2 separate regions of the Homo sapiens genome follow, and region 2 is linked to region 1. A link is a loop called in an ENCODE intact Hi-C map of the cell type or tissue named here. Cell type or tissue: gastrocnemius medialis. All regions are shown on one strand. Links, peaks and the distances in the headings refer to the core of each region. The heading gives the core; the rest is flanking DNA. Region 1 overlaps CCDC171 (coiled-coil domain containing 171). Region 2 has its middle 24 kb from the start of BNC2.

The links. Peaks named below come from ENCODE experiments on the same cell type or tissue, not always from the same donor. Only the 100,000 strongest peaks of a DNase experiment are listed, where the experiment ranks them.
Region 2: a loop joins it to region 1, with 16 times the contacts of the local background. A loop is called at or near these places in 1 of 110 quality-filtered maps.

Annotation. Positions count from the first base shown.
Region 1 is chr9:15,914,175-15,922,174 of GRCh38, reverse strand. CCDC171 (coiled-coil domain containing 171) reads right to left here. Exons shown (of 26, transcript NM_173550.4): 25 at 1,753-1,905. Among named protein-coding and RNA genes, the nearest start is that of LINC03041, 360 kb to the left of the region's middle. In gastrocnemius medialis, for the core only: no CTCF peak of the experiment used is centred there; no DNase peak of the experiment used is centred there.
Region 2 is chr9:16,886,354-16,902,809 of GRCh38, reverse strand. No RefSeq gene overlaps it. Among named protein-coding and RNA genes, the nearest start is that of BNC2, 24 kb to the right of the region's middle. In gastrocnemius medialis, for the core only: no CTCF peak of the experiment used is centred there; a DNase peak (open chromatin) is centred at 8,539.

The sequences.
Region 1 (8,000 bases), core at 1-8,000:
ATTCTATAGATGAAGAATCACTACAGGGTGAACCATCTCTTCTAAATGAAATGATGAATGTATCCTGTAGATATGTTCAAAGGGGAAAAAGTGTTGAAAAGTAGAGTTTTGGTATGATTGTGAAGTATATTAAACACACTTTCATTAAGATATCAGTAGCGTAACAATTGGTAAAAATTTTTGGAACCCACGGAGAAACAATCTCACCTTACCAAGTTTGGTCTTCTTAAAATACAAGTAATTGTTTTCATATTAAATAACAGTAAAAAGTAGTAATAGTATGACCCAACAAAGCTGATACAACTTAAACAGTATAATGTAAAATTAACCAATCAAATCAGAGATAGCAAGAAGAAATATGAAAAAGGCTAGAATAAATTCCAAATACTCCAAAATTTTAAAAAGTTTCCTCTTCATTTTAATTTCTCTTGGTGGAGGTCAAATTTACTAATCTCTCATTAAGAAATTAACAAAGTCATTTTAAAAACTGAACTCACAACTCTGGTCCCAAATAACTGTCTTTTTACATTTATTGGATAGATTACTCGTACTTTTCACTCAATAAATATTTATTGAGCACCTACTATAAGCCAGACTGCTCTTAGAACTGGAAAGTCTTAACAGCAATGAAGCAAACACTGAAAACTGCCTTTCTTTATGGAACCTACATTCTACTGAGGAAGGAGCAAACAAACAATAAGCAAATAAATAAAATGCACCATATGTCAGTTTGACGATAACTGCTAGAGGGGAAAAAAATAAGAAAGGTGGAAGGTAGACAGGAAATATGGGGCAAAAGAGAGACAGTTTTTCAGGGGGCAGGGAGAGTTGATGGTTGTGATTTTGAATACCCTGGTTACAAAGGATTTATTTGGACGCTGGCACTTGAGCCAAGACTAGAAGGTGAGGAATCAGACCACAGCCATGCATCTATTTGTTTTAATGCTAACTCTTTTTCTGTTGAATGTAGCATTTGAAGCGGGTCAACAGCGGAATAGCAAAATGATACTGTTTTTCTTTATAAGTCACTGTAATCAAACCAAAAAAAATTAAAAAGACATTCCAATTATTGGTAACCTTCTGAATCTACTGTTGACATATCAGCCTTTTGAGGGAAAGTTTAAATGTTTACTTATTCCTTTATGTCACAATACATTCATTTTTTAAAACTCCCCAAAAATATATTTCAAGTAGAGAAATTTTTTTTTTTTTAGTGTTAAGTGAGCCCAAACTTCATCATGGGCTGAAATTTTAAGACATGAAAATAGCTGCTGAAACTGAATTTTAATCATATAGATGAATCACAACATGCATCTTTAGCTAGGCATGTATTATGGATAAGTCTAGATTTCTACAGAGAATAATCACATGTTCTAATTACCATTTTGGTTATACGCATAATTAATAATATTCTGTCTTAATGGGACACACTGAATCTTCAGACAGTTGCAAGCTTTAACTATGCATACTGCCAAATTCAACTGTCAGCTGCACTGCCAAACACAAAGGAATCTTGATGTAGTGTTTTAGCATTGATAACAATATGCATATCTTTATACATAATACAATGAAAAAATTAATTGCTTTTCTTCTTTCAAATTTTTCTCCACACAAATAATTTTATGTCACTTGATTGATCATTTACCCTAAATTATATATATTGGCAAATGATCTTATGAACATTAAAAACATAAATGTAAATGTAACCCAAGATTCAAAAAGTTATAAAAATATTGTTAGACAAGGACTTACTGATTGTAAACTTGCATTTTCACGTAAACAAGCTGTGTGAAGTTCTGATTTCAAGGCTGCAATGTGACTTCGATGAGATGTCATTTCCTTCTCTAATGTCATGATTCTAGTGCTTGCAAGCTGGTAGACATCCATGAAACTTTTAATCATAGCCTTAAGAAATAAAAATAATGTCACATATAATTCAAATAAATATGTCCCCAAAGGAGAATTTCCATAATTTGAAAGCAAAACCATTAAAATTTTAAAATAAACAACTTTTCATCTTTCTTTAAAATAATAAAGCTAAACCTAACATTTTATATTGAGAACAGTGACTATTTTAAGAAAGTTTGTGAGAAAATAATTGAGACTTCATTCCAGAGTATTTATTTAAATAAGATGTACTTTGATCTATTGTGCTTAAAATTTAGAATGCGGTTTTAAAAGATGGCACAGTTATTTTCTGTAGTAAAGTTAAATTCAAGTTGTAATTTGACCTAAATTTCCATCTTAAGAGAGGTGCAATCTTAATGGGTATACAAACAAGGTATTTCAAAATAAGCTGAGTTAGTAAAATTTTTAAACCACCTAAAAAACAAATGTTTTGAAACAAAAGGAGCTAAAATAATCTTGTGATTTTTAAGAGTAAATGTGATTCTTATTTTGTAAGAAAAGTATAATTATGTTGATTCATGTAACACAGAAATGCCCTTACATTGGACTATACATAATAAAACAATTAACATAAGCAAGTTCTGGTAACCTATTATCTCCTCTAAACAGTACCATATTTAGGGAATTATTGTATCACAGTTTAATCATATTTTATAGAATTTTTCTTCTAAAGCAATTTGTAATAAATTTTAAGTCCAGGATACTATTATGCCTTTTTAAAGGAGACTTTCAAAATAACTCAAATATAGCAAAATAAATCCCATATTTCAAAGACATTTTCAAAAATAATACTATATTGTTTACAAGAAAAATGTTCCTACAACAGCCACAACTTAGTATAAAGGTAGACAGTCTGAGAATTTGCAAATTACATTCTATCTTAAGGTTGTAAATTAGGAAAGCTTTGAGAAATTATGTATTTGAGCAGTTGTGAATGCATGTGAAAAATAATTTAGTGAACAAAGACAGAGTAAGAAACAATATAGTAAATGTATGCAAAACAGAGGTAAGTTAGTTACTTGCAGGTAAGAGTAAGAAAATTCAGACCTTTTGGCCTAATAAATTCTTATTTGCCCTCAAAAAACCAGCTCAGATCTTTTTCAAGAATCCTCTTGTGAGCCCAAAAAAGGCAGTGTTAACTTCTATCCTGGTTTTCTGTGGATCCTTCATGCCTGCTTCTACTGTTGCATATTATTGCTTTAGTAGAAATTTATTAGTTTACATGTTTATCTTCTTTACTAGACTGAGAAGCTACTTAAGGCAAGATACTCTGCCTATACATATTTGGAGCTTCAGGGATAGTGAGTACTTGTTTGAATGACTGCTTGAATTAATGACTGCTTTGAAGAATGAATGGATGAAAAATTAGAAAAGATAAAAACCATAAGTTGAAACCATATATTGTTATAAAATGCCTTCTACGAAAGGGTGATGATGTTTGGGAAAGTATAATCTTAACACCTAATCTAATGAATAAATTATTAATAATACTCTGTTCAAGTTGAAAAAAAGCAGAAGCATAACTATAGGCTAGGCATAAAAGGGTGAAGTACACAAATGTTAATTTATTAACCAACACTACATAAGCATTATATGACTTCTTACCTGGGAATATCTGACATATCCTAACCTATCTTCCTTTGAATCATTTCAAGGCAAGTTTATAGCTAATACTAATACAAACTATATCTCTGCATCTCAAAAGTATGTGAAAATCAGAAACTTGAATTACATCTGTTTTTTCCTATGTCAAGTCTCTCTCAATTCTTATAAATTCATGTATCTTCTCCATTGAGATAGTAGACCAGAAATCACAAGTCCTGGTTTTTTTTTTTTTTCTGAGTCTTACTTTGATTCAACTCTATGTTGTTGGGAAATGCCACATAATCCCTCTGAGCCTCCATCTCCTCCCTCTATAAAATGGGAAAAAGAGTCGTTTTCTTGTCTACTTCCAAAACTGTTGTAAGGCTCAGAAAATTAAAATAGCTAATGTTTACTAGGGATTTACTGAAGTGCAGGGACCATGTAGCATATTACATGCTTAATTTCATTTATCTTTACAGTAACCATATGGAGTAGATACTTTTTTTAATCTAGTTTTTCAGAGCAAAACACAGGAGCTTGGAGGGATTAAATAACTAGTCCAAGTTTACAATTAGTTGTACAATGGTCAGGATACAAATCCAAGTATTTCTCAAGCAAACTCACTCTCTTAACCCTTCACCTATGTTGCATTTAATATAAGAAAGCACTCTAAAAATGGTAAACTATTGAATTTCATTGTAGTATTATTACTATTGTTCTATTTTTAAATTCTCCACTAAAATCTAAATGAGACAATCTGAAATATGTGGTTCTTAGATATATACTTTTATTGTCTAAGGACCTAAAATGTATAAAAGGCTGAAACATGCATAAATGCTTATTGAATGGTAAGAAAGTTCCCTTCCATCAGTAATAGGCTCCTGGATTATTATTTCACTGTAAGTCACAAGAGAATTGACCTTTAATATTTTAGGATTAAAAGTTCCACATTTTAAAAGTTATCCCATTTTCTAACCTTGGAGAAACACATTTTATGAATTTCATCTTTATGACATTCTAAAAGGAATAAATAATATAAATGATATTCCTTCAAATCTCCCTTTAAAAATAAATTTTTTGAGAAGTAATGTCAGAAATTTTATATAGTGGATAACTCTTCCTTGATCTACTTTTAATAACTAAATTCTAATATTCAGCGAAATATTAATATAAACCACATACTACTTCTTTATAACACTAAAAAGAATATAATAATCCAATTTTTCTTAGGATTTCAAATCTTAAACATTCCAACTCTCTTAAAGTAGTATTTTGAGAGACAAAATAAAATTTGTATAATAGTGCATATGATACTTTTTCAGAGCAGCAAGGTACAATGATCAATACAGAAAGCAGGTTTCATGTTACTAATATGTATAAAATATACTATGCTCTTCTAAACAAAAGTCTCCTTCAAAACTGGAAGGTATGAGGAGTATCACTGAAATGGCAATTATTCAAAGAAGCCACATATCCTTTGAAGAATAAAGAATGTTAACTTCCAGTATTAATAAGTGATTCAAACTATACAGTAAAGCATACCAATGAAAAATTCAACTCCTTAATACAAAAGAAAGGTGTCAAGTTGGCAGAAGAAATGGAAATGACAGTCTGACTGTCTAACCCTCTACGACATATCCTGTTCCCTTATTAAAAGATCACATTATTTTACATTAGGAAACAATGACAAAACAGCATGATATTATATACAGCAAGTCCAGGATTTGAGAACTTATCCTGTTGTCATCCTTGGCCCCAGGGGCTTATTTTGACTATACCATGCAGTGAGATCTGTATCTCAGTGAGACTCGGTTAGTATATGAAGAACAAAAGACAGTTTCTGAACAAGAATAGCCTTTGTTTAAGGGATAATCTATAGTGTTTATAATTGACAGTAATAAGACGAGGGAATTCAAACATAAAATTCCACATCTATCCATTTTTTAAAAGTGTACGTGCATTAGAATATAAAAAGTTATAAGATACAAACAGTTGCATGTCACTTGAAGACTAGAAGACCATTTATATAATTTGTTATGTACATATTATTAAGTAGTTTAGACTGACTTCAAATTTGAACATCAGGAACAATGGGATAGTTGGGGGACTGATATTAAGAGAAGAAGAAAATAGTGAAAAATATCATAAAGCCTACATGCCAAAATATCAAATATTTTATCTACATTTTTGAGTAATTGGAAAGCAAAAAACTCTATCACTTCGACTTTAATTCATATAATTATATACATACTTCATTTCTATATCTTACGTAAATATATTGTGTAAAACACATATGCCAAATATACTAAATATGTGAAATGTAATACATTCTCACAAAATCAGGATAAAAATTCATACCTTATAACATTTTATAGAAATTAAATGAGTATTAATACATGAAATGAGCTTAAACTACCTGGCATATAATAAAGGCTCAGGTAAATGTTACCTGTAATAATGATATCAAATAGGAAAATTACTATTTAAGCTCATAAAAGAAAGATTCAATATTTCTGAGAGGTGTAAATTATTAGACATAATGTGAATATTTTAAATATAAAATATTTAAATATTTATTTCTCTTTGATAATAAAAGTTACTATTTATTATGTCATTCCTAAGGAAGAAGATCTCACAATGATAACATGGTTATGCTCAACAAAATACTAGCAAATAGAATCCAACAGCACATCAAAAAGATAATACACTATAACCAGGTGAGATTTACTGCAGGAATGCAAGGATGGTTCAATATATGTAAATCAACAAACATGATATATCACATAAACAGAATTAAGGACAAAAACCATAAGATCATCTCAATAGATGCAGAGAAGGCATTTGGTAAAATTCAGTATACCATCATGATAAAAATCCTCAAAGAACTAGGCAGAGAAGGGAGAGGCCTCAACATAGTAAAGGGCCTATATGACAAACCAACAGCCAACATTATACTTAATGAAGAAAAGTTGAAAGCATTCTAAGAACTGGAACAAGAAAAGGACGTCCACTTTTTGCCACTTTTATTCCACACAGTACTGAAGTCCTTGACAAAGCAATCAGGCAAGAGGAAAAAAATAACAGGTATCATAATTGGCAAACAGGAAGTCAAATTATCCCTGCTCGCTGATGATATATTCTTCTATCCAGAAAATCCTAAAGAACCCACCAAAAAACACTTAGATTTGATAAATTCAGTAAAGTTTCAGGATGCAAAATTAATGTACACAAATCAGCAGCATTTCCATACACCCATAATAATCTATCTGAGGACAAAATCAAGAAAGCTATCCAATTCCCAATAGCTATAAAAAAAAACACTAGGAATATATTTAACCAAAGACGGAAAGATCTATAAGTAGAACTACAAAACACTGATGAAAGAAATTGTAGATAACACAAACAATTGGAAAAATATCCAATGATCATGAATTGGAAGGATTAATATCGTTAAAATGACCATATTGCCCAAAGCAATCTATAGATCCAATGCAATCTCTATCAAATTACCAATGTCATTTTTCAAAGAGTTAGAAAAAACAATCCTAAAATTCATATAAAACAAAAATAGAGGATTCCTGGCAAGATGTCTGAATAGGAACAGCTCCAGTCTGCAGCTCCCAGCAAGACCAATGCAGAAGGTGGGTTACTTCTGCATTTCCAACTGAGGTACCCGGTTCAACTCACTGGGGCCGGTTAGACAGTGGGTACAGCCCACAGAGGGTGAGCAGAAGCAGAGTGGGGCATCACCTCACCCGGGAAGCACAAGGGGTCAGGGAACTCCCTCTCCAAACCAAGGGAAGCCATGAGGGACCCTGACGTGAGGGATGGTGCTATCCGGCACAGATACTACGCTTTTCCCACAGTCTTCACAACCCAGACCAGGAGATTCCCTTGGGTACCTACATCACAAGGGCCCTGAGTTTCAAGCACAAAACTGGGTGGCCATTTGAGCAGACATCAAGCTATCTGCAGGAGTTTTTTTTTCATACCCCATTGTCACCTGGAACACTAGCAAGACAGAACTGTTCACTCCCCTGGAAAGGGGCCTGAAGCCAGGGAGCCAAGTGGTCTTGCTCAGAAGAGACCGCCCCCATGGAACCCAGCAAGCTAAGATCCACTGGCTTGAAATTCTCGCTGCCAGCACAGCAGTCCGAAGTCAACCTGGGATGCTCAAGCTTGGTGTGGGGAGACATGTCCACCATTACTGAGGCTTGAGAAGGCGGTTTTCCCCTCACAGTTTAAACAAAGCCTCCAGGAAGTTCTGACTGGACAGAGCCCACTGCAGTTCAGCAAAGCCACTGTAGCCAGACTGCCTCTCTTGACTCCTCCTCTCTGGGCAGGGAATCTCTGAAAGAAAGGCAGCAGCCCCAGTGAGGGGCTTATAGATAAAACTCCCATCTCCCTGGGACAGAGTACCTGGGGGAAGGGGGGCAGCTGTGGGCACAGCTTCAGCAGACTTAAACGTTCCTGCCTGTCAGCTCTGAAGAGAGCAGCAGATCTCCCAG
Region 2 (16,456 bases), core at 4,316-12,315, 980 kb before region 1:
AAAAAACAACAACAGCAACAAAGTAAGAAGTCTGTAAGTAGTTTATTTATCTGTAGTGTCCCTTCCTCTGCATATATATAACGGTGTATAACTGGTTTCTCAATCTCCTGTAGCCAAAGATAATTGAGACATGACAGTACGCAGCAGGTTTCTTAAGTGCCTATGGGTAAACACACCTGTTTGAAAGAAAATAGACCTAGGAGATATCTGAGAGCCTTCCCATTTTCTTATTTCTGTTATTGCACATAGGGTAAAAGCACAGAAGTATATAGGTCTAAGGAAACTTGATAAGCAGATTTATTCATTCAACATTCATTTTTTGAGTATCTACAATGGCTACTCAGTCATCCTGAGCGCTAGAAATATTAGAATAAGAAATAGTGTCCTTGCAAAAAACCAAACACCACATGTTCTCACTCATAGATGGGAGTTGAACAATGAGAACACTTGGACACAGGAAGGGCAACATCACACACCGGGGCCTGTTGTGGGGTGGGGGGAAGAGGGGAGGGATGGCATTAGGAGATACACCTAATGTAAATGACGAGTTAATGGGTGCAGCACACCAACATGGCACATGTATACATATGTAACAAACCTGCACGTTGTGCACATGTACCCTAGAACTTAAAGTATAATAAAAAAGTATTAAAATAAATAAATAAATAAATAAATAAATAAATAGGGTCCTTGCTCTCGGGGAGCTTATAGCGTAATGGAGTAAAAAGTACATGTCAAAGTGGTTCCATTCTTGAGATTAGAGAATGCTGAGTTTATCCTTTGAGAAGGACAGATGTCAGGATCTGTCATAACCTATTTGAAGCAAAACAATAGTAACCAATGTTGTATAGATTAATTATATTGCTTGGGGGTAGAATCTGTGTCTTTGGTGATGAAGATTGGTCATGTGATTATGGGGCAAATAGCTGCCTACATGATACATTTGTGAGATTATGCAACGCCTTTGATGACAAATCATTTCCCATTACTAACTTCACTTGGAAGGCCACAATTTAAAAGCTAACATATGGGTACAGTATTGGGCATTATTACTTTTATCAGAATTAACCAAACTTGTAGCAGAAAGAAGGGCTAAGGGAATGAGTCAGAGGACCAAAAATTGAAATAGGGAGATACAGCCAGGTTGTTGGGCTGGCCCGGAAACCAGGAGTCAACCTGGAGTATTCCTGAGTCAGAAGTGAGAAAAAATTACTTTTTTTTTTTTTTTTTTGAGATGGAGTCTAGGTCTGTCACCCAGGCTGGAATGCAGTGCAGTGATATTGGCTCACTGCCACCTCTGCTACCCGGGTTAAAGCGATTCTACTGCCTCAGCCTCCTGAGTAGCTGGGATTACAGGTGCCTGCCACCATACCCACCTAATTTTTCTATTTTTAGTAGAGACGGAGTTTCACTGTGTTGGCCAGGCTGGTCTCGAACTCCCGACCTCGTGATCCACCCGCCTTGGCCTCTCAAAGTGTGAGCCACCGCGCCTGGCCAAAAAAAAATCACTACTTTAAAAAGTCACGGGCCGGGCACGGTGGCTCACACCTGTAATCCCAGCACTTTGGGAGGCAGAGGCGGGCAGATCACGAGGTCAGGAAATCGAGACCACCCTGGCTAACACAGTGAAACTTCATCTCTACTAAAAATACAAAAAATTAGCCGGGCATGGTGGCGGGTGCCTGTACTCCCAGCTACTCGGGAGGCTGAGGCAGGAGAATGGCGTGAACGTGGGAGGCGGAGCTTGCAGTGAGCCGAGATCACGCCACTGCACTCCAGCCTGGGCGACAGAGCGAGATCTGTCTCAAAAAAAAAAAAAAAAAGTCACTACTATTCTAAGCCTCTGCTGCTTGAGAATGTATCCAATTCCCCGGCATGTTGGGGGAGTCGGCTGGGAGAGTAAATCTTGAATATCTTAAGAATCTTTATTCAAGGTTTTGAAGTTGAGTCACTGATTTAAACTGGATTTTTATGCCATTAGGGATGAAAAATTGTCATGAGGAGCCATTAGGAATGGCAATGTGTAGGCTTTTCCCCAGATTGCCACTTAGATAAAGTACGTTTTTCAGACTCCAAAAACCCACCACATCTTTCAGTTTTCCTTCTTTGAACTCAGCTCTTTTATTTTTTATTTTATTTTATTTCTTTCTCTTTTTTTTGAGACGGAGTCTCGCTCTGTCGCCCGGGCTGGAGTGCAGTGGCGCGATCTCGGCTCACTGCAAGCTCCGCCCCCCAGGTTCGCGCCATTCTCCTGCCTCAGCCTCCCGAGTAGCTGGGACTCCAGGCGCCCGCCACCTCGCCCGGCTAATTTTTTGTATTTTTGGTAGAGACGGGGTTTCACCGTGTTAGCCAGGATGGTCTCGATCTCCTGACCTCGTGGTCCGCCTGCCTTGGCCTCCCAAAGTGCTGGGATTACAGGCGGGAGCCAGCGCACCCGGCCAAACTCAGTTCTTATCAAGAGCTTTGTCATAAAGATCCACAAGCTGGAAATAATCTCTCCATTCTTCCATTTTCCCTTTTTGACTTCTTTTATGGCACTTGCTGTATTTTAAGGTAGATTATTATTTATGTTATTCTTATTTCTCTTACTAGAGGGGAAACTGTTGGCATAAAATGTGGTGGTTAAAGATATGTCCTGGATTCAGACAGATCTCAGGTCACTGTGTGCCCTCAAACCAATAGTCAACCTCTCTAAGTCTCAATGCCTTCTCTGAAAATGTATGTTATAACAGTAAGTGAAATGTCCACAGCATCATACAAGAGCATACAGCACTCAATATGTGTTAGCTACTTCTTTTTTTTTTAAAGATACTTTTCCTTTGTTAAATTTAATAATTTCAACCTCAGGAAGCCAGTGTTCTTAAAGCCATTTTCCTGAGGAGGATTCCACATTGCAGAGGTCACATAATTGTGAGAAAGTTATGTAGCTGGTGGATAGAAGAATCTGCATTTAAACCCAGGTTGTGTTTAGGCAACCTCTCTTTCCAGGGCAACAGGGAGCCACTATTAGATTCTATTCATAGCTGACTCGTAGTGTAAGGTTTTAATGTTTCCTTTTGTGTATCTTGTTTCCTCTCAGTGAAACAAATAGGCTCTGGTAGGGATGGGTCTTGGCTCAAGCATTCCTGTGTTTATCAACACTTCAAGACTTGAAAATTGAGAACAGACACTGCTTTTCATTCTGAACAACGACTTGTCAATATAAGGAAACATTTCCATTGTTTTCATATAAAAATGTTCCACTGATGCCATAATGCTAGTAGAGTTTACAAATATAAAGGCATAAGAAGAAAATAATTAAATTACCTTTTCTGAGAGACATATTAGTCTCTAAATTTTATTTCTTTGTAGCTTAAGAGTCAAAAGCCAGAGAACTGCAAATTTATTTTGTGGATGTTTTCCCCAAAAGGGCTCAAGATGAACATGATGACCCCAAATCATGCTAAAATCTCTTGGTCTTAGTTATTCCTCCTCTTGAAATAAAAAGGGCAGACAATGGAGATTTTAAAAAATTTAACTAGCACTCTAATAAAAAAACCTCTTAATTTTTAAACAGCCTACTTGTTTAAAAAAACAAAAGCTCATTCTTATCACTCATCTTTATTCTTCTTCAAGCTCTATCACAAGCATAAAATGGAAATTTACTAGCTTTTTTAAAGAACATATTTTACCACATAAGAATTAAAATAACAATTACTTTATTTTTTTCTCTCAGATACTGACCATACTTCCCAAATTTATACCATTACAGAAACTATTTTAGCTCTGAAATTTGAGATATTGCTGTATTCTACACAATATTTGAAGAATTTCTCAGTTATTCCCAGGCATTCATTTCGATGGAGTCTTTCTTTGGTCACTCAATAATTCAACCGGCATTTATTGAGTACCAATTATGTGCTAGGCAGTATGCTCAGTGCTGAGGGACTCAGGGCAGAAAAGATACGTTCCCTATACTCAACAACCTCTCAGAAGACATTTAATGAATAATTTTATCTTCCTGTTATAGTAAAATAAGCAGACGTGAATTCCTCTAAGCATCATTAAGTAACTTATGTTTCAAATGTGAGTCTCTCTTGCTGTAAGGCTCCACTATTTAACGCACTCAATGCACTGTTGAAGATTTCTAACCCTGAGTCTGATATTTTTATCAGTTTCATTTTAAGCCACATTTCCTGAACCCAGTGAAGGGTTTTTGCCATCCATTCATCTGATAAAGATTTGAGTGTCAATGTATGTAAGGCAACAGGTTAGTGTCTCTGCAGGCTAAAATGAATGGTATGAACAGTAAGTGGATGCAAAAACTGAATGGAAGAAATAAGGGTTTCAGCAGGGACTTTGGATAGAGAGGAAAGCATATTTTCCAGTTACTGTCACATGCGTCAGAGTTAATGAAGATAATATCCATTTAAGTGGTTGAGGATTTCCTTTCGTCAAGGGGCTTGCCAACCACCATCCCAGGTATCTATTACTGAATAGGATTTTTATCCAGAACCTTTTTCTGCTTCCCTACTCTGAAGCAGGATGTTCAGAATTCTGAAGAGACATTTAAATGGCGTGGGGGACTGGACGCAGTGGTGCACGCGTGTAGTCCCAGCTACTTGGGAGGCTGAGGCACGAGAATAGCTTGAACCTGGGAGGCAGAGGTTGCAGTGAGCCGAGATCATGCCACTGCACTCCAGCATGCACGACAGAGTGAGACTGTCTCAAAAACTAAAATAAAATAAATAAGTTAAATAAATGGCATGGAAACTGATATGGTTTGGTTGTGTCCCACCCAGATCTCACCTTGAATTGTAATAATCCTCATGTGTCAAGGGTGGGGCCAGGTGGAGATAACTGAATCATGGGGGCGGTTTTCCCCATAGTTTTCTCATGGTAGTGAATAAGTCTCACAAGATCTGATGGTTTTATAAATGGGAATTCCCCTGCATGAGCTCTCTTGCTTGCCACCATGTAAGACATGCCTTTGCCCTTCCTTCATCTTTTACCAGGAGTGTGAGGCCTCCCCAGCCATGTGGAATGGTGACTTTATTAAACTTCTTTCCTTGTAAATTACTCAGTCTCCAGTATGTCTTTATTAGAAGCAGGAGAATGGACTAATACAGTTAGCCTGCACCTTCTTCCTCTAAGCTTCTAGCCAGCCCCAGTCATGTTAGGTTCTAGATTCCTTCCTCTGGGTATTCTCCAGAGTCAGGAATACGCACTGCACTACGATATGAACAGGAGCCAAGGGGTGTAGTATGGATGAAAGTGACTTATGTTCTACATTACCCAATTCTATGAGATTTTCACTTTAAAACCCAGAGTGCATTTACTTTTTAATTATAAAGTTTTAAAATTACAGAATTCGAAAATCATATTCTCTGGAGTGAAAGGCAGCTCCGAGTTCCCAAAAGCACCTCTCATGTCTTAACACTCAAAACGTACGAAATTTAAGAGACCCCAGGAAAAGGGATGGCTTTCTTCATTTAGAATTTCTGCCGGGTGCAGTGGCTCACGCCTGTAATCCCAGCACCAAGATGGGCAGATCACGAGGTCAGGAGATCAAGACCATCCTGGCTAACATGGTGAAACCCCATCTCTACCAAACAAAAAACAAAAATTAGCTGGGTGTGGTGGTGGGCGCCTGTAGTCCCAGCTACTCGGGAGGCTGAGGCAGGAGAATCGCTTGAACCTGGGAAGCAGAGCTTGCAGTGAGCGGAGATCATGCCACTACACTCCAACCTGGGTGACAGAGTGAGACTCTGTCTCAAAAAAAAAAAAAAAAAAAGAATTTCTTCTCTCACCCACTCCCAGTTTTTCTTTGCTAAGGTGTCTCTTTCTTTCCACATTTATTCTACAAGCATGTGTCCTGCGGCTCTCCCAGAGGAGATAAGAAACAGAAGCTGTGTGGGGGTATAACGTCTTTCACTAGGGTGAGACTGAAATGGGGAGGGAGAGGTTGTGAGGTAAAGGCAGGTAATTAAAAACTGGCCTATGGGCTGGATGTGGTGGCTCACGCCTATAATCCCAGCACTTTGGGAGGCCGAGGAGGGTGGGATCACCTGAGGTCAGGAGTTCGAGACCAGCCTGGCCAACATGGCAAAACCCCATCTCTACTAAAAATACAAAAATTAGCCAGGCGTGGTGGCAGGCGCCTGTAATTCGAGCTACTCAGGAGGCTGAGGCAGCAGAATCGTTTGAACCCGGAGGTGGAGGTTGCACTAAGCTGAGATCGCACCACTGCACTCCAGCCTGGGCACCAGAGCAAGAGTGCATCTTAGGAAAAAAAGAAAAGAAAAGAAAAGAAAACTGGTCTACGGAAATCTGACTCTGAAGCATTCAGTTATTGGTTGGCATCTCCGTTTGTAGACAAAAGCAGCAGATCCAGCACTTGGGTTTTTTATTGCAAGTTTGAGGTCCTCACACAGGGGGCTTGAAGGGTTTTTATGGTTCAATTCATTCCAGTCTTGCACCTTAAAGTTGGTTCATCCCAGAGGGGTGACTGATGACCAGTTTTTTCTTTTCTTTTCTTTTGACACAGAGTCTCGCTCTGTCGCCCAGGCTAGAGTGCAATGGCGTGATCTCAGCTCACTATAACCTCTGCCTCTGGGTTCAAGTGATTCTGCTGCCTCAACCTCCCAAGTAGCTGGGATTACAGGTGTCTGTATCCTCAAGGTAACCAGCTTGGAGAACTTGCATCCTCAAGGTAACCAGCTTATGACAAATGAATTTATTTCTTATTAATGTTCTCGGTACTCCACATGCCAGTCACACCATATATGAGTTTCTTCTAGGATGGGTGAGTTGGCTGAGGCTGTACCCCTGAAATGAAGGAAAACCATGTGGGATAGTTGATTCTCTTTCTTTACCTCTAACTGTGCTCTGTAAGAATTCTCTTACTAGCAGCATCTTGCTGTATACAATCTGAATGTGGACGACTCATTTTAGTCTCTGCTCCAATACTGACTCCCTGGATCACACAGACCTGTCCAATATCTTGTACCTAGTTTCCCGAAGATTCTGAGAATAATAATGAGAGGCAATACATCTGAAAGCCTCTTGGAATAGACACATGTATACATAGTTTGCAGTTCAGACTGGTGTGTTTTTAGTGGCAGCATACCCTCTGCTGATCAAGCACATTAGTGGTCCATTACTGGAATCACATTTGGTGACATGCCAAGTGTCTTCTGATTTGACATCAAAGTGGTAGTGATAGCTTGAATGAGTGAACTAGCGTCTGTGAAGCTCCTTACCATGGAGATAACTGATTTTATACTAATATTTTCCTGTTTCCTTATTTGCTTTTGCTTTCCTTCCCAAGCAGCATATTTATTGTTGTTAACTTGGATCAGTTTTTGTGATCTTGGTATTAAGTGAGACAGCTATGTAAACAAGTTGCAAGCCATCATTAGTTTATCAGTAGAAGGATGTGTGGTCCATTGCCAAGATTCATTGATCTGTTTATTACGACCCTACCCAGTACAATTTTAGTGGCAATTTAAAAAATCGTCTTAGGGTTTCACTTGCAGAAGTCCACTGGTTCATTTATTAACCTACGTTTGAGGGATAGCTTGCTGTATAATCTTACCGGCATTATCATGACCGTTGTTATAATCCACTGCAGCCAGGGAGTAATATCCCAATTACATGTTCTATTGTTTCACTTGTGATATGAGAGCGATGCAAATTGTTGATGATAATTACGTTGATTTTCAGCAGTTTGCAAATTAGTAAATTAGTACATTTAGAAATATAAATATACCCAAAGGCTAATATGTGTGTTGGGACTAGTTAACAAGTATTTATTGAGTGCCTACAGTATGTGTGGTGGACTGTAATAGGCACAGTGGTAGAGATACCAGTGACGGCATAAAACAAACAAGGAACCTACCCTGGCTCAGGTTACAATTTGTGCTAGATAAAAATAAAAGTACCTTACTAATTGAGTTAGTCTGTTCTGGCAAGAAGCAACCCTGAAATGGCATAAAACAACAATTTATTAATTCCTACAATTCCGTGGGTTGGCTGGGCTGTTTACTGACTGGTTTTAGAGGATGACCAGTGGGAGAGTCGCTGGGTTGGAGAGGCTAGCCTCACTCACAGGAATGGCAGTTGGCGTTGGCTGTGGGCTGGGCATCTTGCTTCTTATTTTATTTATTTATTTATTTATTTATTTATTTATTTTCCCCCGAGATGGAGTCTTGCTCTGTCACCCAAGCTGGAGTGCAGTGGGGTGATCTCAGCTCACTGCAACCTTTGCCTCCCAGGTTCAAGCAATTCTCCTGCTACAGCCTCCCGAGTAGCTGGGATTACAGGCGTGCACCACCACACCCGGCTAATTTTTGTATTTTTAGTAGAGACGGGGTTTCACCATGTTGGCCAGGCTGGTCTTGAACTCCTGACCTTGTGATCTGCCCACCTCGGCCTCCCAAAGTGCTGGGATTACAGGTGTGAGCCACCGTGCCTGGCCATCTTGCTTCTTTTTTAAGTGGCCTCTCATCCTCTGGTAGGGTAGACCAGCCCCCTCACATGTTCTCAGGGCAATGCTCCAAGAGAGTGAAAGAGGAAGCTGCAAGGCCCGTTGAGGTCAAGCCTCGGGAATTGCTTAACATCACGTCTCCCACATTCTACTGATCAAAGCAAGACTTAAGGTCCACCCAGATTCACAGGATTGGAGAAACAGACTGCACCTCTTGATGAAAGTGGCAGAGAAGCCACATGGCAAAGATGAGGACATACCAGGATGGATGTGTTGGGGCTCAGGAAAGGATACCCCAAAATGCGGCATTTTGACATGTCGAACTAAAGACGCAGCCTTAAGGTGTCTCTGACCACCCCACCACATCACCCCTCAATCCTCTGCCTCTTCCAAAGCACAGGATGAGGCTGTTCTCTGAAATTCCCTTATCTAACAAAAAAACAGACCCGCCAAAGAATAACACAGTTGCCTTTAATCCTCCCCCTGAAATTTCACAAACCAGAGATGAAAATTCATATCAGAGAGGAACAGACTGATGATTTAACACTACACCTGGAACAAAGAGGAACTTTGTCTATTTTGAGCTCCCATTCATTTCCCAGGTAACTATATACTAACCATTCTCTGATCATTGGGCCCATTCATTCTACCTGAAAATCATTTACTACCCCCTCAAAATAACCACATTTGCCCCTTCTCCCTTTCCTCTATGAAAAAGGGTACATAAGCATCTGGAACCTATTTGGTTACTGGGTATCGTTCTCCTGTGATTCCCCATGCTTATGCACATTACATAAATTTGTAGGCCTTTTTCTCTATTAATCTGCCTATTGTCAGTTTTATTTCAAGGAACCTTTAGAGGGCAGAGAGGAAACTTTCCTCTGGCCTTACAGGTGGGTTTTGTTCCATGCTTTGCAAGCTACTACACTTGCTATGTAAAAACTAGTCCTTCACAGTGGTTGTTTTTGCATTTCAGAATTCCTATTTCATTGCTACAGATGATCAATATTGGGTCAAAACCCAGCTCTTCTCATACCTGAAGTTTATACAGGGTCCTTTTTCTTTTCTTTTCTTTTCTTTTTGAGACGGCGTCTCACTCTTGTTGCCCAGGCTGGAGTGCAATGGCGTGATCTCTGCTCACCACAACCTCTGCCTCCCGGGTTCAAGCAATTCTCCTGCCTCAGCCTTCCGAGCAGCTGGAATTACAGGTGCCTGCCACCATGCTCAGCTAATTTTTTGTATTTTTTAGTAGAGATGGGGTTTCTCCATGTTGGCCAGGCAGGTCTTGAACTCCTGACCTCAGGTGATCCACTCGCCTCGGCCTTCCAAAGTGCTGGGATTACAGGTGTAAACCACCACACCCAGCCACAGGGTCCTTTTTCTATATGTCAATTTAAGTTAGGCCAGACACAGTAGCTCACGCCTGTAATCTTGGGAGGCCTGTAATCTTGGGAGGCCAAGGTGGGCAGATGGCTTGAGCCCAGGTGTTCAAGACCAGCCTGTGCAACATGCGAGACACTGTCTTTACAAAAATAAATAAATAAATAAATAAATAAAAATTAGCTGGGAATGATGACACATGCCTGTAGTCCTAGTTTCTCAGGAGGCTAAGGTGGGAGGATCATCTGAGCCCAGGAGTTTGAGGTTACAGTGAACTATGGTCATGCCATTGCACTCCAGCCTGGGCAACAGAATGAGACTCTGTCTCTGAAAAAACGGTCTCACTCTCACTCATATCTCCCTCTCTGAATATTAGTGTTATCATTTTCCTCTATGTTCGAGAAATATTTTATCCACATATGTGCAAATACATAGAGATATTCCCTTTCTCTCCTTTTTTACACAAAAGGTAGCATACTACATATGCTGTTTTTCACCTTGCTTTTTTTCCTTATTATATCTTACTCCATTCAATATCTAAAGAGATTTGCATTCTCTTTTAGAGCTGCATAGTATTCCGTGGTATTCCATGTGCCATCACTTATTTATTCAGTATCCTATTGAATGGACGCTTAGATTGTTTTTCTGTCTTTTGCTATTTAAACAAAGCTACAGTGGATTACTATGTCGCTTTCCTCAAGTGGAAGTGTATCTGGAATTTCCTAGAAGCTCAAAGGATATATGCATTTCCAATTTTGAAAAATATTGCCAAATGGATTTCTCTAGCTGCTAAACCAATTTACACTTATAACAGTAATGTGTGAGTATGCCTGTTCCTCACACCCTTCATCAGGTATTATCAAATGGCTGTTATTTACGTTAGTATCTGTTATTACAAGTTGCTTTTCTACAATGCCTTAAAGTAGAAAAAACCCTGTAACATACTCTGGGTTTATACAATAGTGGGTTAAGTTTTATTACAGTAATTTCCCTGGTGATGACCTAGCGGCTCAAATGTCCTATATAACTTGCCTAGTGTCATGCAGCAGGTAAGGGTCAAAATCAGGTCTGGGGCCTTAAACTGCCAGTTTAAGGCATATACCCTAACATCAATATTGTCTTCTATTATGTAAAATATACATAATACGAAATTCACCATCTATGCCATTTTAAGTATACAGTTTAGTGGCAATAAGTTCTTTTCACACTGTTGTGCTCCTTTCACAACTATTCACCCACGGAACTCTTCATATTGTGAAAATTGAAACGCTGTACCTATTAAATAATAATTCTCGCCAGGCGTGGTGGCTCACGCCTGGAATCCCAGCACTTAGGGAAGTCCAGGCGGGTGGATCAACTGAGGTCGGGAGTTCGAGACCAGCCTGACCAACATGGAGAAACCCCGTCTCTACTAAAAATACAAAAAATTAGCCAGGCGTGGTGTCGCCTGCCTGTAATCCCAGCTACTCGGGAGGCTGTAGCAGGAGAATCGCTTGAACCCGGGAGGCTGTGGTGAGTCAAGATCATGCCATTGCACTCCAGCCTGGGCAATAAGAGCAAAACTCCATCTCAAAAAAAAAAAAAAGTAAATAACTCTCCTTCCTTCTGACCCCAGGCCCTGGCAACAATTATTCTACTTTCTGTCTCTATGAGTTTGAAAACTCTAGGTACCTCCTTATCAGTGGAATCATACAGTATTTGTCCTTTCGTGACTGGCTTATTTCATTTAGCATAACGTCCTCAGGGTTCATCCATGTTGTAGCATGTTTTCCGTGTAGTTTTTAATCTAGATTTCCCTGATGTCTAATGATGTTCCTCTGCTCACTGATCAATTGTATATCTTTTGGGAAAAATGTCTGTTCATGTATTTTCACTGTCTGTTACGTTCTAAAAGTATCTCCCAAAATTCATGTGGTTGAAACTTAATGGCCAATGTAATAGTATTAAAAGGAGAGCCCTTGGCCAGGCGTGGTGGCTCACACCTGTAATCCCAGCACTTCGGGAGGCAAGGCAGCCAAATTACCTGAGGTCAGAAGTTTGAGACCAGCCTGGCCAACATGGCGAAACGTTGTCCCTACTAAAAATACAAAAATTAGCCACGTGTGGTGGTGAACACCGGTAGTTCCAGCTACTCAGGGGGCTGAGGCAGAAGAATCACTTGAACTTGGGAGGCAGAGGTTGCAGTGAGCTGAGATCATGCCACTGCATTCCAGCCTGGAAGACAGAGCAAGACTCCATCTCAAAAATAAATAAATAAATAAATAAATAAATAAATAGGCCTTTAGGAGGTGATTAAGTCACAAGGGTGGAGCCTTCAAAATGGGATTAGTGTCCTTATAAACGGGCTTGAGGGAGTGGGTTCTCCCTTACCAGGCACCAGATGCTGGCACCTTGATCTTGGACTTTCCAGCATCCAGAACTATAAGAAATGCATTTCTATGCCGGGCACAGTGGCTTACGCCTGTAATCCCAACATTTTGGAAGGCTGAGGTGGGTGGATCACCTGAGGTCAGGAGTTCAAGACCAGCCTGACCAACATGGTGAAACCCAGTCTCTACTAAAATACAAAAAAATTAGCTGGGCATAGTGGCGGGTGCCTGTAATCTCAGCTACTGAGGGAGGCAGAGGGAGGAAAGAGAATTGCTTGAACCCAGGAGGCAGAGGTTGCAGTGAGCCGAGATCGTCCCATTGCACTCCAGCCTGGGCAACAAGAGCAAAACTCTGTCTCAAAAAAAAAAAAAAAAAATTCTGTTCTTTATTAATTACCCAGTCTGTGGTATTTTGTTACAACAGCATGAATGAACTAAGACATTGTCCACAATTTAATGATTACTCTGGATCAAAACCCACTTTTTGCATTGCCTATGAAACATCTCTAGTTATTTCCTCTTATTTTTCCCCTCTAGGATTCATACAATGAGGTATATCACTTAATCACAACCTGTGAGCTGATAGAAGCTCAGTAATAATGGATGTTCATAATAATGGGAAGGCCTGCTGAATCCTGATGAGCCCTCCAGCCTGACAGAGAAAAATGTTAATGATGGTAACTACGAATAATTTTAGGATTTAAGTATATTTTAATTAGTCTGCTGCTTCAAAATTGGTAATGAATATAGGTTTTCATTAACTCTTCATTTTTATTTTTCTTCATTTTAAACTACTGTATACATTGCTGCCTGAATAATTTTTAACAGTGTAAATCTGATCATGTCACCCCCTACCTCAAAACCTTCAAAAGCTCCCCATTGCCAACTTAAATAAATACAATCGTTTTCTATAATTCAGGATCTTCCCATATGCTATGGTTTCAATGCATCCCCCAAAAGTTCCAGTGTTGGAAACTTGGTTGCTGTTGTGGTGGTGTTGAGAGGCAGGGCTTTGAGAGGTTACTGAGTCATAAGGGCTCTGCCATTATCATAGGAGTGGGTTATTTATCTCAGGAGTTCGGACCCCTTTTCTTTGTCTTGCATGCTCACTTCTGCCTTCTGTCCTTCAACCACAGGGTGACCCTGGCCAGATGCCAGTGCCATGGTCTTGGGTTCCCAGCCTCTAGAACCATGAGCCAAATAAATCTCTTTTCTCTATAAATTATCCAGTCTGTGGTATTCTGTTAAGCAGCAGAAAACAGACTAAGATACTATCTTTTTCTGACACAAAAAATCAGTAAAATGTTAATTTTATATTGTGACTCAGAACACAAACATATATATAAACACACGCCCAAACAATAGAAACAAATCCTTCACAGAAAGTTCCTACCATGGCCGGGCACAGTGGCTCAAGCCTGTAATCCCAGCACTTCAGGAGGCCGAGGCGGGCAGATCACTTGAGGTCAAGAGTTCGAGCCCAGCCTGGCCAACACGATGAAACCCTGTTTCTACTAAAAATACAAAAATTAGCCGGGCATGGTGGCGCATGCCTGTAGTCCCAGCTACTTGGGAGGCTAAGGCAAAAGAATGGCTTGAACCTGGGAGGCAGAGGTTGCAGTGAGCTGAGATTGCACCATTGCACTCCAGCCTGGGCGACAGAGAAAGACTCCATCTCAAAAAAAAAAAAAAAAGTTCCTACCATTACTACATAAAATGCATTCTGCTATATATATTAATATAACATATTTAACATATAATGTATTAATATAACATATTTAATATAGTAATATAACATGTAATATATAATGTATTAATTAGTGTATTTAATATATATCAATACGTTAATATATCGATATATTTACTATACATAATAAAAAACATATTATATATATGTATTATATTTTAGAGGCAAGGTCCCACTGTGTTGCTCAAGGTGGATTTGAACTCCTGGGCTCAAGTGATCTTCCTGCCTCAGCCTCCCAAGTAGCTGGGACTACAGGTGCCTGCTACCATACCTGGCTGCATTCTGATATTTTAAAATTAAAACAAAAAATATGTGATGGGGCTCACTAAATTGGTTTTCAAACCTAAAGTTTGGAAAACGTGCTTCTACATCATGGCCAAATATGGCAAGTTTCTTCAGAGCCCTGTAGGACCTACTCCAGTGATACCCAAGCCTGACTGCACATTAGAATCACTTGGAGAACTGAAATTAGTTTCTTTTTTTCTTTTTGTTTTTTGAGACTGAGTCTCGCTCTGTCGCCCAGGCTGGAGTGCAGTGGCGCAATCTCGGCTCACTGCAAGCTCCGCCTCCCGGGTTCACGCCATTCTGCTGTTTTCAGTCTCCCGAGTAGCTGGGGCTGCAGGCGCCCGCCACCACGCCCGGCTAATTTTTTTGTATTTTTAGTAGAGACGGGGTTTCACCGTGTTAGCCAGGATGATCTCGGTCTCTTGACCGCGTGATCCGCCCGCCTCGGCCTCCCAAAGTGCTGGGATTAAGTGCTGGGATTACAGGTGTGACCCACCGCGCCTGGCTGAAATTATTTTCTTAAAAAAAAAAAAAAAAGACGAGACATAATTGAGATCTCTTTGAAAATTCTCATTTATAGGGTCTGCGAAGGAGACCAGAAAGCTGTGTTTTTATTAAATCTCCCCAGTTAATTCTGTCTCGCAGCCAGATTTGGGAACGACTGCTCTTACCACATACTATTTGTCTTTCCTTCATCCCAGACAAATATTCCTTGCTTCATGCATGTTCTTTCTTTGCACATGCATGTTTTCTACCTGTAATCTAGGCCCTCTAAGCCCATCTCAAATACCACTTCCTACTTATTCTTCCCACCAGAAGAACAGTCTCATTTCCTTAGACTTGCCACAAGTCTTTATTTGGGTTTTGTTGATGGGTCTTCTCTTACCCTACCTTACTATGCTTATCTTCCCAATACTTTGTAAACAATCACATTATCATTGCCCCTTATGGGGAGAACAATGGCCTATTTAAAGTCAGAATTTGATAGACTTTCTTGAAATAGAATCTTCCATTCTGGAGCCAAGCTAGTTAAAAGAGAGTTTAAGCAACATCAGATTCTCTTATATTTTAATGTGCTTTTATGGGCATGAATAGGTGAATGTTAAGCCTTTCTGCATGGGAAATTCTTGCAATTTAGCCTCTGGTTAGCTCTTTTTCAATATTCTTTTCATCATAGCCCTCCAAAGGAAGAGACAATGGCCAGATCTACATGCCCATATCCAAAATAAACTAGAACCAAAATTCTCTCCATCCTATTTGATGTTAGGCTCCCTTAAGAATTCCTAGTCTCTGTGACAGGATGTTTCCAGGTCATGTCTTCGAATTCGAAGCAAATCAAATACCCTAAATGTTTTGTTTCCATCTGATTTGTCTGTGCGTGTTCAGAGCACCGTTACAGTACTGTGTTTTCCATTTTGCACGGGTATAAATTAAAGCGCAGGGAGGATTTGATTAGCTTAAGATCCCAGAGTGACTGGCAATGATGGGAATAAAGGATTGCTCCCCAGATTCCTGGCTCAGTTCACCCTGTACCAAACCACAGGTATGTCGCCTTTTTGCTGATGAGGCCACACAACGTTCCTTGAAGGGGATACCCATTAGCTCTGAAAGGATGAAGGCACAAGGAGAGACTTCCAGAGAGTCATTTGGAGAGTCAGGGTAAGGGCCAATGATGTCCTGGAAGTTCGAGTGAGCATTTTAAAATATGGTTTAGAAAAATATGTGGTTAGTAAATACTTAACAGGGTTTGAGGATACTTATTTTAAATGTCAAGCCACTTTGCATTTATGGGAAATATATAGTCCTGCATGTCCATCTCTTACTCTGAGTGTAACACACACAAAATGATAAGACAATATCAAGTTTTAAACAAGACATCATCGGCCAGGCGCGGTGGCTCACGCCTGTAATCCCAACATTTTGGGAGGCCGAAACGGGTGGATCACAAGGTCAGGAGATCGAGACCATCCTGGCTAACACGGTGAAACCCCGTCCCTACTAAAAATATAAAAAAAAATTGGCTGGGCATGCTGGCGGACGCCTGTAGTCCTAGCTACTCAGGAGGCTGAGGCAGGAGAATGGCGTGAACCTGGGAGGCAGAGTTTGCAGTGAGCCAAGATCGCGCCACCACACTCCTGCCTGGGCAACAGAGCGAGACTCTGTCTCAAAAAAAAAAAAAAAAAAAAAAAAAAGACATCATCACATGAA